Linked DNA regions of Homo sapiens: region 2 is linked to region 1. Evidence: chromatin loops called from intact Hi-C (ENCODE). Cell type or tissue: psoas muscle. All regions are shown on one strand. Region 1 overlaps ENOX2 (ecto-NOX disulfide-thiol exchanger 2). Region 2 overlaps ENOX2 (ecto-NOX disulfide-thiol exchanger 2).

Region 1 (4,000 bases):
TTTTAATAGTCTGGTCAGCAGACAGCTCTACACTGTCTAGGTCTTTTGAAGTCATGAACAATGGGATATCTGCTCCGGGTAGCACACAGGTGGGCAAACAGTTTCTTTAATAAAGAACCCCTAAAGACATACAGCATACTCCACAGTGGTTAAGAGCATTGGCTCTGAAGACAAACTTGCCATCCAATATTGATTCTTGCTACTTAGTAATTGTGTGACGTGGTAGGCTGGATACTTAAACTCTGTATCTGTTTTTCTAACCTGAAAATGGAAATACTACTGTCTACCTTATGGCATTGCTGTGAGCGTTGATGAGTTCATACATATAAGGTATTTATAACATGATCTGGCACAGAGCAAGCTTTCAATAAATGTTAGTTTGTTTTTTGTTTTGTTTTGTTTTGTTTTTTTCTGAGATAGAGTTTTGCTCTTGTTGCCCAGGATGGAGTGCAATGGCATGGTCTCAGCTCACTGTAACCTCTGCCTCCCGAGTTCAAGCGATTCTCCTGCTGCAGGCTCCCACGTAGCTGAGATTACAGGAACCCACCACCATGCCCGGCTAATTTTTATATTTTTAGTAGAGACAGGGTTTTGCCACGTTGGCCACGCTGGACTCGAACTCCTGACCTCAAGTGATCCACCCCCCTCGGCCTCCCAAAGTGCTGGGATTACAGGCGTGAGCCACTGTGCCTGGCCAAATGTTAGCTATTCTTATTATTGTGTTTATATATGGCTGGGGAGACACACACTCAACTGTACTATGCTCAATAATGTCAATCAGTATAGTTTAGCAGCCCCATTTGCAGTATACTATCCTACATAAATAGCATGCCTTAATTATTGTATTATTCATAATAAGCATATTAAGTCCTTTTTGGAAAAAGGCAAATATGAATAAATTTTCGAATTTGTTAATATTCTTGGTGATCCCCTTAAATAAGCTAGTGCAAGCTGGCTCCAGCACACCACGGACTGGTGTATACTAACCTTTATATTCCCGTCCATGAGACCTGCCCTTCACTCCTCTAAAACACGCTCATAGGTGTACCAAAGAGGAAAATCCATCAGACGACTCAACTTCAGCTCCCTGAACAACCAGAACCTACAAATCTCCCTCTTGAATTTTTCTTGGCCTCAAACAAGACAAGGAAAAAGTAACTATTTTGTAGATGAAAGACTTTTTCTTTAGCCAATAAGAAAATGTCAATTTCTTTAAAAGCCCCAATAAATTCTTTTTCATTTATATTCAGAGTGCCTATTCCTAGAAAAAGGAACACAGTGAGGGATGTTAGCCAGAGCTTCCAACTACGTAGGACATTTGCCACCTGAAACCAAGTTTAATATGGAACTTCCAATTTCATGCCTAGTTTGCCCAGTTCTCCTTCCTCTAATCCTGATCTGTTCCCCGAAGTTCCCACCTGTATTTTTTAAGTGTCAAATTCATTTAAGTCTAAAGAATGATAAAAGGGCTTCATATCATCCTCCTTTCTTTTTTGCCAGAAGGAAATAATATGAGGACAGATTTACTTTAAGACATGTTAAAATATAAAGATACCATCTTAGATAAGGGTAAATTCCAATTACATGGTATCTGAGATAATATATTCATTACCATCTTAAAGTCTCATAAACAGATTATAACAATACTTGCTCTATCTCTGGCCCATTTTCTTATCAACATTCTCAAATGTTCATTGTCAAATGCTGAAGAAGAGTTGTCTATGGCGTGAACATCGAGTCATTAATCTAGTACACGGGACAGTCTCTAATAAATTCAGATATAAAAATGGCCCCTTCAAGAATGTTTACTGAAGGGGTCCTAAAGAAAGTTTTACCAGAGAGCTTGTATGAGCCATTCAAGTAGTTGGGTTCATTTGATGAATTGATAATGTGGCTTTAAATAGTATTCCTTTCTTCAGTGGGACAAAAAGCATTTTTTCCCTTAAAACTAATTAATTTAAAATTGAGAAACCATTTGGAAATTTTAAAAGATAAGAATGCTGATCTATGAGAGAGAGAGAGAGAGAGAGAAAGAGAGACACAGAGACAGAGACAGACAGAAAGAAAGAAAAGTGTGAACCTGAATTAGCTGTATATTTTTTCTGCTGATCTGGACAAAATACTCAAATTTCAAAAACATATAGCACTTCACATTCATAGCCAGTATATCTTAAAATACATATACTTTCATGGAAACAATCTTATAAGTTCATCCAGTACAACAGTACAAACAAACTAGCTTTTTAGAAGAGAAAATACTCCATACTAACCTTTTGGAATAGACAACATTTTGCTTCCCCAAAATTTCACAAAGCTCTACTTTCATTCATATTGATGTACACATTAATCAAAACACTAGTGTTTCTTACACATCTGTAAAATTAATCTTGAAATCACACACATATTCAAATAAATGCTAGACTAAAAATAGTTTTGAAAACATCTCTAGCGTCCTATCCAAGAATACATTTTTCAGTAAATGACCAAATTTATCCTCCTTCTCTAGTAGCATAAGTCACATTTACCTGGCACCCATCAACCGAGAGGCAGCCTGATATCAGGGAGGAAAAAGCACAGATTCTTTAATCAGATAATGTAACCTGTAAGTTTAGGCTGCACTTAGATGGAGACCTCAGGCCAGTTACTCATCCTGAGTCTCAGTTTTCTTACCTATAAAATGGAGATCATATCACTGACCTCACACTTACTGAGAATGAACTAAGAAAGTATATATTAAATCACTGTCTAAATGTTTTATACCACATCCACTATCATTCAGTAACCAACAACTACACTAATATTGTAATTTTTAATAGAGTAAAACCATTAAGGAATTAAACATGTATTCACTATTAGCATACAAATAAAATACAGTCATAAAAGCCACCTAGTTAGATTTGAAATTATTCATTAGGTCACTGTGGAATTGAGAGCTGGCAAGGAGATAATGTCGTTTTTAAAATGTAAACATTTTTATTAGCAGAGAGAAGTTCTTCCCAGATATAGTAATTCCAGTAGCATAACAAAGTCCAGCATTTTTCATTGCCAGAAACTTAAACCAGTAACACTGGTCCATGAGAAATCTCTATTTATTCAACAAAGCAATATTTTCCATGTAAATCTATTTAATTTTATAGTGGAGAAAATAAGACAATCTCTGGTTTTAACCGTAAGAAAAAAGCCTCAACAACTTCTCACATTAAAATGTACACAGAAGGCTCTTCTAGAGTCAAGCATGCATTGGAATACAGAGAAAACATCCAGCAAGCACAACTTTCCAACACTTAGCAGAACCAACCAACCAATACTCAAAGAAGAAACTGAAGCTATAAATTCAAATAAATGGGCTGCAGGGAGACTACACAAACCTGCTGTTGCTTTAATTGCAGACAATTCAATTCAGCAGCTGTTGGTCCAGGCACTAAGGTTCACTGTATGCTCTTCAACGTAACCTTGAAATATTGTCACTCACTCACTTCTCCACATCATCTGCATGCTGTCCAATTAATGAGGAGCGAAATCAACTGTCAAACCACGCATCAAAATAGAACATGATCTTTTAGCTGTTAAGCGTAGGAGCATAATATTTTAAGAATAATAAAGCAACAATGGAGATGAAAGTCCTTGACAACAAATGATATTCAAACTTATCAAAACAACGTGGTTGTAGGAACTAAGCTTCTGTTCTGTGAAGCAAGAAAGTGAAACTTTCTCAGGGTTTTTCATTTGCAAGGGACCTTTCTGTCTAACTGCTGTGTAAGAAGCCTTTCAAAAAACATTCGCCCATACCTGATCAGAATCTTCTTCATTATTATGGACCATTATGTTTCTGAAAGCTTAAGAGAATACTTAAGAAACACTTTTGATCCAAGGATATTTTACAATACAGATGGTTTGGGGCTCGTATTTGTAGCTTTGCTGTTTCCAGCACTTTTTTTTTTCTGTCAGGAGAATAAACAAACAACAATAATATATAATGTTCATCAACCTGAGTTCAGTA
Region 2 (4,000 bases), 180 kb before region 1:
ATACTAGTAACTACTGGCCACCCAGACTATAAAGCTCATATTACAAAAATGCACACTCTAGGCAGAATCTGGTAAATGTCAACTTCAAAATAAGTTGTGTCATACTGCTATATTTATAACCACATGGTCAATAAAAATAAGCACTTGCGAGGTGATTAAAAATAACATACCAGGTAAAATTGGTTGTCCGGCAATTCCCAGCGGTGCCATTCCAAGATTATTCATTGCTGTGGCCCATGCAGTTGGATCAGACATAGGTAGTGTCATTGCAGTGGAATCCACGTTCAGAGTTCTACTGTTATCGGCTGAAAAGAAATGACAAGCAAAATAATTTGTTGTGTTAAGGTTCTAGCAACTAGTTTACTTATAAACATAAATTCTGGCAAACTGTTTATAGAAATGGCTGGAGAAATGGACAAGTGGTGGATAAGGCCTCAATGCCAGCTTTCTTATAAGGGTTAAAACAACACAGCTTGAACTGGCAGGAAGTCATGGAATTTGAAAGTAATTTACCAGATGGCATTTTAGTATAAGTGTTTCCTTCCTTCTCTCCCTTTCTTCCTTCTCTCTCTCTCTCTCTCTCTCTCTTTTTTCAAGCATACACAACAGAGGAGCTTGGAATGATTAAGAAGTTTTCTATTCTTCTCACAGTCTACTAGCATATGATTACTTCAGCAGCTTCCATCCAAACTACTTATGCATGTAAAGCAAGAAAAAACATCCTAGGGCTTCTGTAGTTGGCAATAAAAGATGAAAATTATACTCCTGATGTAATTTCATATCTTTGAAGCAGTACTATTGAATAGAGCTGGACACACAATCAGCAGACATCAAATTAGCTGAATGACAATTTTGGGGGTTAGGGGAACAATGAGAAAAAGCAGACTAGAGACACAGTCCCTGCCCTCAAAGGTTGTACAATAAAATTGAAGAGACTGATGATGATGGTGATAATTATTACCATTATCACTGTTATCACCACCTCCACCCACTACTACCTCTGTTGAACACTTACTGTATGCCAGGTAAATCACTTGGCATGCATCATTCTCATTTAACTTTCAGAACAGCCCTATGAGGTAGGGACTATTTATATCTCCATTTAATAGAAGTTTTAGAGACATTTAAGAGAAGTTTCGAAAGGTCAAATATATTGTCCAAGGTCATACAGAATGTATAATTTTTAGCCACTATGCTTTACTATCTCCAGTTAAACAACTAGGAAACAATGAAAGACTCAAATGGTATAGATCAGAAATGTTACTGTAGTTTATGGTATGCAGAGCTACTGTGGCCTGAGTAAGCAGGAAATACTTCATGGAGAAAATAGGACTTGAAAGAATGGACCAGATTTATATAGAGCATGTCATGAGTGATGAGCAGTTATTAGATAGGTAAAGTAGAGGGGCCAGACATCCCAGGAGCAGGAATGATATAAGCAAAAACATTGAAACGGGTTTTATAAGCACGTACATGTACACAGTGTTGGGAGAGATATAGTCATGAGTCATCTGAGCACAAACAGACTTTCGTTTTGGGAAATTTTCCTCTGACTACTGATAGCCATAGAAAAATCTTTCTATGGCTTTTTTCCTACCTCCCAGTACACACTTCTGCCAATTACAACCCATGAAGGCAACTCTGTTCTAATAGTAGCTTGCTAAAGTCCAAGGCAACATCAGGGCTGACTCTTGCCAGGGTTATGTATACATGTGCTATTTTGGTCACTGATTGGTCAGAACAAGCAAATGTAAATGTCTAAAAACATTATTTCTGAAATATTAGTTTTTGTCATTTTTCTGTGCTGCCTTTGCCTCTTCCCCCTTAATCCCTCCTTCACACACACACAGTGATTGATGGCACTAAGTGTTCATTAATTACAGTCAGAAGTCACATTTCAGAGTGATTACTCCTACAGAGTGATTTCTCCATCTGTAGGAACTTTAGTAGTTATATCCAGCTTTCAGTGTTCTCTCACAAAGGCATATCCAAAGGCTAGAAATAGCCTCCTTGCAAATATTATCAAGAAAACAAATATGGGATGCTGAATATCCTTTGGGTTGAGAGTTTACATAGTGATAATTAGTCTACTTGGACTTCCAAGCCCCCAGCTAGGGGAGGTAAGTTTTTAGAGAATGTTACAGCTGAAAGATACCTTTAGAGATTATTGAGTCTACACTCTGATTTTCTCTGGTTGCTGGAGAATCAGTCCCAGAAGAAACTGGTAGGTTTAGAAGGACTGGGACCCAATGCCAAAAATAATTTCTTACAACAGTTTGGCTACTCATTGGTTCTGCAGTCATGAGAAATATTAAAACAAACAAACAAACAAACAGGAACACTTCTCAGTAAAGGATTTTGAGGTCAAAGAATGAGAATTTATAATATATTAACCTAGCCAAACTCTGGACTAATTAGGGGCGGGATAAGTGTTTGGGGGAAGACAATGATCTCAATTACAATTTTGAAGGAAAACACAGTATTGTTATTTTCAAAATGTATAGTAATTCACAATGCTTGTTAACATGTTAGTAAGTAGAGTTCCTGGTATGCTTGTTTACAGGAACAGATAAGGAACATGTGTGATTAACAACATTATTTCATCTCAATGAAAGTGGTTCTTAAATTCTTAGGAAGTTTTGCTTTAAATGTCCTTCTTATCTCCCTTCCCTCCCCTAACACCCATCTCCACCTGTCAAAATCCCACTCATTTTTGAAGGGTCACCTCAAATGCTACCTTGTTTATGAAACTGAAATGGCCAGGTGGGAAGGGCTCCCTGGCAGAGCCTCCCACTGACCTGCACCCTGGGGTGGAGCCTTGGAAGTTCATGTGTTTGCAGTGGGAAGGAGCCTGGCCCCTCCTCTTCCTGGGTGGAACCTGGGATTCAATCTATGAGGCGGGAAGCACACCAGCAGGACTCTGGCCTTGCAGAGGGTCCCCGTTTCCCTTTTTTACCCCTTTTTCTCCAATACATTCCATTTTTCTCACCCTTCAAAGTGTCTGCAAGCCTAATCTCTCATGGCCGTGTGACAAGAACCTGGTTCTTTGCTGAACTAAGGAAAAAGTCCTATAACAAAACCACCTCATTGGAATTAATTACTTCTTCTGATGTGTTCTCATAACATTTTATCTAGAATTTGATTTTCACATGTTTGCTCATTCTCTCACTCATTCCTTGCAAACTAAACTTTTTTGAGTCTTACTATATGCCATGCTGTTTTGCTAGTAACTACGAACACAGAGATGAACAAAACTCATTTACTGCTCTGGAAGAATTCAAAAACAATAAACAATCCAATGTAAATTATTATAATAAGTACTGTAATTAAACCATGAGTGGAGTGCTCTGGGAACACAGAGGAGTAATTAAAGCTGCTGCAATGGGTTTGGGTATACGTGTTTCTGGTTGTGGGGTGGAGGAGGAATGCCAGGGAAGCCTTCATTGGGAAAGAATCATTTGAAGTAAGTCTTTAAGGAGGGATAGGATTTTCTTCCAGGTAGTGAATGGAAGATTGGGGTAAGAAGAGCATTCTAAAAAGCAAGAAGCACCAAGCATTTACCACCGACTGCCTTGGATTATTGTTATTGTGTACATGTCTCCCTTCTGCTGGCCTGCATGCCTCTTTTAGGTCAGGTACTGGGTTTGAGGCATTTTCTTTCCTTATTTCTTAGTTTAGTGTCTAGTATAAAGTAGGTATTCAAGAAATATTTAAATTAATAAAGAAAATTAATTTACATTGATTTTGGGCACAATAAGCAGTCTATACAATGACACCCATTGATTATTTGTATACCTTTTCAGAATGACAAATTGTCTTAAAGAGGTGGCATTATTGCTAAGCCAATTCTTTCTCTAGGACAGCTGAATACTTGTAGAAATTTGCTTAGTTACAACCAGGGATATATGCCCAACTAATAACTCAGTTTGATCTCATTAGCTATGATCTTTTTCCCATATCGGCATAATCATACATAAAAGCTTGCAAAATTTTGCTTTCA

What was found. A loop is a pair of places that touch in the nucleus more often than their neighbours do. Peaks named below come from ENCODE experiments on the same cell type or tissue, not always from the same donor. Only the 100,000 strongest peaks of a DNase experiment are listed, where the experiment ranks them.
Region 2: it touches region 1 in a loop (2.4-fold over the local background); 1 of 110 quality-filtered maps calls a loop at or near these places.

The regions. Positions count from the first base shown.
Region 1 is chrX:130,882,715-130,886,714 of GRCh38, forward strand. The region is part of intron 2 of ENOX2 (ecto-NOX disulfide-thiol exchanger 2); the gene reads right to left. Among named protein-coding and RNA genes, the nearest start is that of ENOX2, 18 kb to the right of the region's middle. In psoas muscle, no CTCF peak of the experiment used is centred here; no DNase peak of the experiment used is centred here.
Region 2 is chrX:130,702,950-130,706,949 of GRCh38, forward strand. It overlaps ENOX2 (ecto-NOX disulfide-thiol exchanger 2), which reads right to left. Exons shown (of 15, transcript NM_006375.4): 4 at 171-305. The coding sequence starts at 267. Among named protein-coding and RNA genes, the nearest start is that of ENOX2-AS1, 98 kb to the right of the region's middle. In psoas muscle, no CTCF peak of the experiment used is centred here; no DNase peak of the experiment used is centred here; H3K27ac peaks cover 2,634 bases.